Regions from separate parts of the Homo sapiens genome. Here region 1 is linked to region 2. Evidence: chromatin loops called from intact Hi-C (ENCODE). Cell type or tissue: PC-9. All regions are shown on one strand. Each heading gives the region's core, and the rest is flanking DNA. Links, peaks and the distances in the headings are about the cores only.

The links. Peaks named below come from ENCODE experiments on the same cell type or tissue, not always from the same donor. Only the 100,000 strongest peaks of a DNase experiment are listed, where the experiment ranks them.
Region 1: a loop joins it to region 2, with 8 times the contacts of the local background. A loop is called at or near these places in 1 of 110 quality-filtered maps.

What each region holds. Positions count from the first base shown.
Region 1 is chr13:97,191,525-97,196,906 of GRCh38, forward strand. It overlaps a transcript of MBNL2 not described here. Among named protein-coding and RNA genes, the nearest start is that of LINC00456, 15 kb to the left of the region's middle. In PC-9, for the core only: no CTCF peak of the experiment used is centred there; DNase peaks (open chromatin) are centred at 907 and 3,147; H3K4me3 peaks cover 818 bases; H3K27ac peaks cover 4,262 bases.
Region 2 is chr13:97,255,343-97,260,724 of GRCh38, forward strand. The region is part of intron 1 of MBNL2 (muscleblind like splicing regulator 2); the gene reads left to right. The region is part of intron 3 of LOC101927385 (a long non-coding RNA gene); the gene reads right to left. Among named protein-coding and RNA genes, the nearest start is that of MBNL2, 36 kb to the left of the region's middle. In PC-9, for the core only: a CTCF peak has its summit at 2,706; DNase peaks (open chromatin) are centred at 1,179, 1,949, 2,759 and 4,789; H3K4me3 peaks cover 3,408 bases; H3K27ac peaks cover 5,000 bases.

The DNA of each region.
Region 1 (5,382 bases), core at 61-5,060, 64 kb before region 2:
TGTGAGGTTATTAACACAAGCTACACAGAAACACATGTTATCCACGTTAGGCCAGCCTCTCCATGCCTATTTGATGGAAGTGCAGGCAAAATGTAAGAAGAATAACTCTGCTGTGTTTTGGATTAAAAGGATTTTTGTGGACTAGCATGATTATTTATTTACTGTACCTATAGGCAAATGTATTCATGAATGGTAGCTCAAAATGTTGCAAGTAGACATCAGCTGTTTTCAGAACAGCTCAGAGAGATGCCACCCTGCCAATGAGAAGAAGCTTAGGAAGGGGGAGCCCTCTGCAGCTGCTCCGGGTACTTGGCACATGGCCAGAAGGGATCCCACACCCTGCATCTGCCATGGCCTCTCAAAGAAAGAGAAGAAAATGTTTCACCCATGCATCGAACATGCCTCTATACAGGACAGTCATAATTTGGGTGTTTATAGGTCAGGGATGACTGTGATGCATTTCCTAACTTTTATTCTCTGCTGTAGCTATGTAAGATGGGGAGTCTTTAGCTATATGCCCTAAAACACAGAAATAACCTGACCCCAGGCCTGTTACTGTGGCAGCTTGGTTGGCCTTTAGAGGTTAACATTCAAATCCTCAAAAGGAAGAAACTCGTATGAGAGAATAACATCTTCAGATACTGAAGCAGAAAGAATATTAAAGCATATGGATTCAGAAAAAAAGAGAGGAAAAAATCTTCATTGTTCACGCTTTCCCAAAAATGTACCAGCTATTTAATTTAGATCAGATCTGACCCCACCCCTACGTTTCTGTGTTATCTTCGCTATTAGAATAGATATGACCCTGGGCTGGAACTGGTCTGTCACTAGAGGAGATAAGATCAGACCTGGTCCACCTGGCAGGTGTCAAATGCAAACAGTCAGAGGCAGAAGTGAGAGTGAAGAATTTGGAATTGAAGGCTGGGCTAACACCAGAGCTTAAGAAAATAATTAATACTCCAAGGGTGAAACCAGTTGGAAAGCAGAGGAAATTGAACTCCTCAATATAGACAGAGGGTGCCCAAGAATTATTGAACCTGAACAGCCTCGTGGGTGCCCAGCTGAGCTGCCCTATTTCCTGTCCATGGTTTGGCAATCAGGAAACCCATGATCCTGAGAAAAGGCTGAAAAGAGCCTTTAGACACCAAAGATTAGAATTAGCCAAGGACCTGACCTGTAGAGATTCTGACTTAGGGTGGGCCCAGGAACCTGTGGCCACAGTTCGAAAAACATAGTATTAGCTTTCACTCTCAAACAAGCAGCTCAGCTGCAATGCCTCTAAAGGTGTAAGTTATGATAAAAAGGAAGTGAAGTCAAGGTGTGTATGGATGTCCAGTATCCAATAGTTTCACCCGAAGGCTGAAACAAACCCAGGAAGCCAGCGGGTGAAAAATAGACGTTAGTTTACAATTCTGGGCTTTAGTCCCAAGACAATTCAATCAAGAGAGACCCGGCAGCTATTTTGATGTGATAGCTTTGTCCAAGCTGCTGTCCACTTCCCACCCAAGTCTAAAGAACCCTGACATTTTTTTAGCTCAGTGGTTACATGGAGGACAAGAGCTGTTTTGAAAGAAGGCTGCAGTTGGGTGCCTGGTGCAAAGGGTCAGACTTAATGTAGGTTGTCAGGAGGAAGTCAGAAGTGAAGAAAAGAGAAACCCAGCAGGTGAGAAAGGAACAGCAGTTCCGCTCTCCCCAGCGGACCAATGCATTCTCTGAAACACTTTCCATCCTAGACATTCCAGCCTGGGGGCAAAGATACCCTCTTTTAGTTGGATTTTGGTTCTGCCAAGTTGATGGGGCCCAAGGGCCCTACGACAGTTGAGGGCGAGATGTGGCAAGAGTGGAAAAGCAGAACACTGAAAAGTATGTTTGGTAGACACTGGGCTGGACTTGGCTTCCACTGAGATTAAAGTTGACAAATGGGGAGGATGTATTATACAATGTATGGGTTAAGAGCACAAATCCTGCAGCTGAACTGAGTTTGCAAATCTTGGCTTAGGTAAACATGAGCAAAATATTTGAACCTCAATTATTTTATCAGTAAAATGTAGATAACTATAGTTTCTACCTTTGGGATTTTGTGGGGATTAAACGTGATAATCAAGGTAAAGTGACTCTGGCTACTAGGTGGAGAATGGATTGCAGGTAGGCAAGAGTGGGAGTGGAGAGATCAGCATGTGGCAGTTGTCTGGAAAGGAAACCACAGTGGCTGAGACTTTAGTGGTGGTAGGAGAGACGTCAAGAAGCGGGTAGCCAGAGTCAGGCCATGTCATCACACTGCTTACTGCCCTTAACTGTCTTTCTCGAGCATCTTCAATGAACCTCACAGCCTTCCAAGGGCAGACTCCTGATCACACCTCCCACATCATTTTGGGTCACTTTCTTCTCTCTCGCTATGCTCCAGCCTCCCTGGTCTTTTAGTTTCTGCAACAGGTCAAACTCCTCTCCCATCTCAGGGCATAATGTTACTTGGAACATCCTTCCACAACATTCTTCACTCGACTTTGTGTATGAATGGATATTTCTCAGCTTTCAGATCTTTCTTTCAATGATACCTTCTTAAAGAGGTCTTCTCTGAACATACCACTCAAAGTCTTCCCATCATGCACAATTCTCAATGCCAGCATCATAATTCCATCATAGCACTAATAACAAATTGTACTTACTTTACTCATCAAATTGTTTTACTTTCAGTGTCTGCCCCATTGCATTCCTTTTAGAATATAAGTTCCACAAGGAGAGGGATCCTTTCCATTTGGTTCACCTTTATATCTTCAATGCCTACCACTGTACCTGGTACATAGGTGGGCTCCTTAAATACTTGTTAAGTGGCCAAATGAATTAAACTTATTAAAAATGTCAGTGATCTCCAGAAAATACATAGCACAAGTCAAACCCTTTGGCAAACAAGACCCCTGCCCACCCATTCAGCCCCTTTTCTCATACACAAACATCTCTTTGTATAATCCTGGAACTGTCAGAGGCATTCCGACCATAGCAACTTCGTCTTGAATAAGGGCAGGGTAAAATGAGGGTGAGACCGACTGGGCTGCATTCCCGGGAGGTTAGACATTCTTAGTTACAGGATGAGATAGGTCAGCAGGGCTGGTATCACAAGATACAGGACATAAAGACCCTGTTGATAAAACAGGATGTGGTAAAGAAGCTGGCCAAAACCCAACAAACTCAAGATGGTGACAAAAGTGACCTCTGGTTGCCTTCACTGCTTATTATATGCTAATTGTAATGCATTAACATGCTAAAAGATGCTCCCACCAGCGCCATGACCATTTACAAATTCCATGGCAATGCCCGGAAGTTAACTTATGTGGTCTAAAAGGGAGAGGAACTCTCATTTCTGGGAAATCCCTGCTCTTTTCCCAGAAAACTCATCAATAATCTACCCCTTGTTTAGCATATCATCAAAAAGTAACCATAAAAATAGCCAATCAGCAGCCCTCAGGTTTGCTCTGCCTATGGAGTGGCCATTCTTTTTTTTCTTTGCTTCTCTAATAAAGTTGCTCGCACTTTATTCTATGAACTCGCCTCGAATTCTTTCTTGTGTGAGATCCAAGAACCCTCTCTTGGGGTCTGGATTGGGACCCCTTTCTGGTAACACAAATGCAGCCATATCAATCTGGAGGCGACCTCTCGATGGAACATCGTCGTCTCAGGACACTACTTTTTACCTGGAATCTTCTGCCTGTGCCTTGTTCTCGAGAACTCAGGCATCATCTCATTTGTGATTTCAGTTGTCCCCCAGCCCACCCCAAGGGTGCCAACTCATACCTTCATGCTCCTCATATTCACTCTACTGTGGCATGGCCCCCTATTTAGAACATTTGTCTCTCCCAACCCTGCTCTCCTGTAGACTGTGTGTGCCTCAAGGACATATTATTTGTCACTGTTATCACCAGAATCTAGTACCTTACATAGCACAAAATTGGTGCTCAGAAAAAAAATTGTCTAATAAATTCAAAAATGAATAAATATGCTTGTTTGTAAGGCTCTTAGAATAACTGTCTTTGACTGCTCATTTTTAGTCTTGCTGCAATCAGTATGTTGATAATTTTAGGCTAGAAATTCAATATGGCATATAGGGTGAATTAACATGATCTAAGCCATGGTACTAAAATTATACATAATAGCATAATTATAATACCTGGTATCAGATAATTAGATGTGATAAGTGACTTTAAAAGGTTTTAGGTGCATTTTCACTAATGGTTGATTCTTGGTAATTCTGGACATTTTTAATATTGCCAATTGACATGTAACATGGTGAGGATCCATTTTAATTACGAGAGCCTCATATTCTACAGCATGTTGTTTTTTTCTCTAATGGTACAGCAAGTGTTGCTGTATACATGTACTACACTGGACAACATCAGTAAAAGGTAACTGAAGAATAATCTCCAAGGACTGCTATAGTCCCAGCAAGACAAGTGTGTATAAGTGCTGCATTCGTTTTAGCCTAAGGAACATTAGTTTTCAAATAATTTCAACCTTAATCTTACCCTTGCCGTGTCTCATATCAATTCCATAAAACAATAAGAAATATAATCTAATCTACCCTTTTGTGCCCTCCAAGGTTGAAGCTCTGCCCCTCTGGTATCCTCTGTGGGCAAGGTAGAAAACCGTAAAGGCTGAGAAATTACTGTTGAGAGACTCATGGATCCAACTGATATAGGAAATGCACATCTTTGCATACAGCCTATAATTCACCAACAATTTCTGCAGAGAAGTATTAAGATTGCACTACATTTGAAGTATCCTGGAAGGTATTCTAGGGATTCTAAGGCTATACAGTTCCTGCCCTTCCCCTTTTTGTTGCCATTTTAAAATTATTTAGCACTCCTTTGTCATTCAAAGAAGCAGAATTCAATTTAAATGGTTCAGAAAATTTTGAGGAACAGACGGCTATTTAGAGGTGTAGGCATAGTAAAGTGAACCTACAGGCGGTATTAAGGCACCCAGAGATTAGCAACAGCAGCAAGCCATTATCACCTTTAGGTCTGGAGGGGACTAGAGGGGAAGTGTTACTGGAGCCATGGAGGAGGGAGCCCAGGACAACACCTATAGCTATGGAGGTCATAGTGGCTTCTAGAAACGATGCTCAAAATGAGGAAGAAAAATGTCTTCCTCCTGAGTGTCCGGGTGATGAATCCTGGGTGTCCATAGGGGATCAATTTCTGGGCACAGAAAGGTGGTGTGAAGGAGAGACAAAGAATAACCAGAACATTTCCACAATTCTCATTACTGTGGTATTCCTTACACACTTTCTCCTTAACTGTCCTCATTTCCAAGGTATCTTTTGCCACCATATGGTTCTGAAGATCCCTCTTTGAGGACCAGCAGCCTAGAAAGATGCAATTTAAATTG
Region 2 (5,382 bases), core at 68-5,067:
ATTTGACTTTTCTGTTTAACCCTCATCAAGTTTTTAAGTAAAATGAATGCTTTCCTAGACTGCACTATGTTTTCCTTGGGCCACGTAGCCACTCACGTCTGAGTATGAAGACTGCAGCTTGGTCCAGAGTCGTCTTTTAGGATTGGGTAGACTGAGGACTGGACAGGAATTGTGACTTACTCTAAATCTCCCAGCTAGCATGTGACTGTGCAGGAACTAACACTCAATCCTTCTAACTCCCAGACTTACCCATTTTCAAATAAACAATTAGGCAATGAGGCTACCCGTAGATGGCAGCCAAATGTATTTCAGAGAGCCTTCACTTTTTACATTTTCCCACTTTGCAAATAGGAAAGCTGGTTGATCTTTTATTCAAGAAACTGTTTAGGACCTCATGTGCTGTGTTTAGATATAACACAGGAAGGGGAGGGCTGAGCCAATTATCCGTGAAGCATCCATAATCTACCTACTGACTTGCACATCCACTCACTCTTGGTAACTAAAGTGCTTCCCTTTCTAAAGAAAACCACTGGGGAAGCCAAAAGCATCAGCTAAGATAGATAACTGTGAGCATGATCGTTTAGGAATGGATATGGTTTGAACTTATTCATGTTTAGAGAGAGTGTCAAATTGAGAACTAGGCAGATTCACCTACTCTACAAATGACTCTGAAGCAAATTGGTTGAAGAAATTAGATCTGAAAGATTCTTGGTGGAGAATTTTGAACTTTTATCAGTATATCCATATTTAAAAGGAGATAAAAGAAGACAAAATAAAAAAAATTATTGCAAGGCTGACAGAACAGTTGGATTAAACATCAGTTCAATTAAAAAGGACTAACAGATAAATCTTTTGAAGATAAATTTTGACTCCAGTTCTTTAGAGAAACTAAGGTGACCTTGATGGGCAGTGGAAAGAATCATGACATGTGAAATTCCTTGAATAAAAATTTATTGACTTTAAGTAAAAAAAAAAACTGCCAGCTTGGGACATGGATTTTTTTTAATCAATTTTTTTTTTTAAATATTGGAACTACTATTTGTGAAGCTGGGTGGAACCTTGGAATGCCTGTTAGTAGGCTTGCTGGGAAATTGGTTATAGCAACCAGCATAGTAAAGAACTCATAGTCAGACGTAATAAATATTTGCTGCTGATGAGTCATTCGTACTGGAAAAAGTGAAGCAGACAGGAATATCTCCGCCAAATGCTGCAGGTTATCAGAGTGGCCTTAACCAAAATTTCCATGAGTAATGTTGCAATCTTCTTACCATGGCTTGGTAAGACCTCCAGGAATGATAATGCCTTATACGAGTGTTCTGTTTTAAGTCCTCCAAATCTTCCATAGACAGTATGTAGATAGAATCTCAGGACAACCTGGTAGAGAGGAGGAAACTGAAGTTTTGAGTTCATTGGCTTGCCCGAGGGTATAGGGTTGTATAAGCTGTTTCTTTTGATTCTTAGCAGTGTGGATTCAAGTAAGCAATCATTTCTCATTTAGAGGCACACTTTCGTTAAATGCTAAGTAAGTCATTTTGATTACCACCAACAAGACACATTTCAGTAAGCAGAACATCATTCACATCTGCACATACAGAGGGTTTCATTGTAATCATAAAAATTGTTTTGCATTTATTTCATCGTTAGTTAAAAAGAGACTGTATTGGCAAAATAATACTTTAAATCGGAAAGCATTACTGCATGGCCAATTTGCTTTTTCATGCATGCCTTTTGGTGATTGGAATATGCAGAGAGCATGAATAGGTAACCCTGTGATAATCTGCATACCAGTAAAAGGTATTATTCAGACCCTACCTTTTTTTTTTTTTTCTTCCTCATTTTATCTTGTCAGGTTGGGTTTGATTCAAAGTCATTGGTTCTCTTAGAGAAGGAGGTCAGACCAGTTTAAGGAACAAGGAGCAGGAGAAGAGCAATTGAAGCCTGCACGTAGGAACTCAGATGATAAAATCGTTTTGGAAAATAATGAACAAGTAACTTGAGAGCTTGTCTTGAGGGTGGTATCACAGGTTAGGCCAGGTTATTAATTTTCCTACTCAGCAGTATGCCTCTTAAAAAACACTTACAGGGAAATGGATATGTTTTTGAAAGAAATGCAATTGGCAGAAGGGAATGACGGAACTGCATGGAGTCCACAGGCCAGTGGACCTGGGAGAGCAAAACTACTTCCATGTAAATAAGAATTGCATAACTGAGAAAATACCCAAAAGATACAGCTAACAGGACAGTGTTTAGTACACCAAAGTCGATGTCTCAAGATTTCTTGGTTCATCTTTATGATGCCAAAGCACACACCCTCTACCTCGTTTGTTTCAGTCACCCTGGGTTCTTGTTGGAATGGCCCAGGGAGCTCCATGTAAATCATGAGCACAGGCGCCTGTGCAGGGTGTGCTCCTCAGATTTTACATTTCACTCCTCCATTCACAGGATTTAGGGGGGCACTGGCCCATTCCTCAGCTTCCCCTTCCATAAAATGTGAAGAACCACGTGTGCATCTCAGAAGTTGCTCGCGCCCAAGGGCAGATCAGTGACTGTGATTTCGCCTTTCTCCCCATTTCTCTGTTGCACTCCTCAAAGTGGTGGCCTGTTGTTACCATGGAGACACAGCACAGGGTGACCTTGCTTAGAAATGATGACAACTGGTGACGGCAGGGAAGCAGAGCCCAATAGTGACGAGCCTCTGAGGAGCGCCCCCCGTCTGGGAGGAGAGGAAACAGAAGGATCTGTTCCCAAGTAAAGGAAGGGGCGGTAGGATGCAGGATTTCATGAGTCCTGCCTGATGCATTTAGCAATAACATTACCTAATAACTCGTGGTGTCACATTTTTACAGAAGATATGCTTTGTTGCCAGGGTTTTTTTTTTTTAATTCCTCTGAACTGGAGGCTTTAAACACAGTAAATATTTGTTGTTGATTTCAATACCTAGCAGTTAGCTTAATTTCCTGAAAGATAAGAGGAATTGTTGACTCATTCATTTCTGTAGGCTACTTCATACTTGTGGTTTGAGTCATTGCTCATCGATGGCGATTTTTAGAAGTATGGCAGTACTTTCTTTCTTTCTTTCTTTTTTACTTCTAGGATGAAAGTAATAACAACAAAACAAAATCTTGTTTTAATAAATTACCCTCTTCCTGTTCCTAGATTACTGGGTTCTGCTTTTTCTGCTGAAGTCAAATAGTGGAAATTATATTTTGTTAAATATTAATAAAACCCCATCACCTGTGTGTGAGATCCTGCTGCTATCTTTCCCACAGTGTTCAAGTAAGTGACTAGCATTCTGTGTCCTTCTGAGGTCTTCTGAACCCTTGGATCCTCCAAGCCACATATCCCATATCAGGTTCTGTGCTAGAATAATTGGTTTCTGCAAAAATAGTGGGATGGGGCTGGATGTGGAAAGAGTTTGGACAACTGGATGGCTCTTTCTGGTAGATTATCTCCGGCATAGGATCAATAGCCAGATCACAGATCTTAGGAAGGAGACCTGTGGCCACTGCCTCAAGGGCTCAGGCCAGAGGAAGGCCTGCTCTCTGTGACCTGAGTTCAGACATATGTTAACCCCCCAGGCCAGAGGAAGGCCTGCTCTCTCTGGCCTGACTTCGAGATATGTTAACCCCCAGAGTATGCAATGCTGAAGGTTCATGTGACTCAAAAATGCAGTCTTTCCTTGTGAGAGAATACCAGAGCCAAGGAATGGGGCCTCTTGGAGCTTAGCCTTAATGAGAATCATGTTCACATCTTCTCAGACTCTGAGCAATCTTTTCTGCTGATGGCCTTCAGGACCCAGCACTGCCCCCATTCAAGTTAGAGACCCTTTTCTAGGTCCAGGACCGCAGTATCTCCCACCACCACATCATGAAGACTGGGCTTGGGTGTGCTGGTGAAGTCTTGGTGCACAGTGGCATTCTCTATATATTCTGTGCTAGGAGAAGAGAACATGTAAAGAAGAAGAATAAAACCTCTGGGGCACCAAGTCCCCCAGCTTTTGTCCTTTTCACAGTCCGGGGCATAAGCATTCCAAATCTACCTCCCCAGTCCTCTTCACCCCTGCACCGACTCCTCAAGGCGCTGAGTGCTACAGGCAGAACCTGCCACCTTTTCACCCTCCCTGAATCCCCTTTTGTGCTCCCTCCTTGGTTCTGGACTTGGGAGCAGGAAGAAAATGGGCTCCATGCATGTCCCCCTTCCCCCGATTCAGATGCTCCTTTTAGATCCCACGGCTCAAAAGGCCTGCTGACAAATCTAGGCCAAACTCAGCCGAGCTGGTAAGATTTCCAGAAGAGTTCCTAAAAATACACTTCTCCTTAAATCAGCCTTGCCAATCACTGTACAATCACAGAACTTTAAGGACAGAAGTGGCTCTAGAAATTGTTGGGGCCTCTCTGTTTTAAAGCTAAGAAACTGGAGTCCTAGCGTGCTGAAATAATAGCAACAACAGCGGTTGAGAAAGATTTCAAATCCCATCGAGAAGATGGAACAGAGCAAACCATGAAGGCGGGCACAGACTGTAAGCTCTGTGGCGTATTCATTCATTTATTTGCTCATTCATTCACTTGCTCACTCAGCAAATATCTATTCACTGCTCACTGTGTTCTAAAGTTAAATGTTGCCCTAGATGTTAAGGATACAGACAGACCATCCCCTTACAGACATTACAGTCTGGTTGAGAGAGAAAATGCACAGATAAACAAGTATGCATGTGAGTGTTAAATAATGATAAGGACTTTGGAGGGAAATAAAGCACGGTGAGTCAGAGTAAGGAGGTAAGACTGATGCAATATTACATCAGGAAAGACTGCCCCATAGGCTGACCTCCAAGCTATGTGACTATCTGGGACAAAAGTATTCCCAGCAGAGGGAACAGCGAGGTCAAAGCTCTAAGGCAGGATGTCCCTGGCTACTGAAGGAGCAGTCAAAGGCCAGGATGGTTGGGGGGAGTCAGAAAGTATGGGGCCAGTCACCGAGGTCAGTGTAGGCCGTCAGAAGACTCTTGACAGTCCCGCTCTGTGAGGTGGGGAGCCATTGGAGGTTCCTGGGCAGAAATGTGACATGATCTGATTACATTTTCAAAGAGTCCCTCAGGATGATTTATTGAGATGTGGCTGCAGTGCGGCAAGGGTAGAGGCATCAGTAGACTGGTGAGGAGGCTTTGCACTCATGTTGTGAGAGAGAATGCTGGCTCCAAGGCAGGGGCCAAGTGCAGCTGGTGAGAAGTGGTCAGACTCTGGCGCCGTTAGGAATGTGGATCCAGAGGCATCTGCCATTGGATCAGATGTAGGGTATCGGAGAGAGGGAGGAGGGGAGAAAGAAAGAACACAAATGTCACTGTCTAGTGGGTTTTAAAGCCATAAAACTGTACAAAAGAGTGCA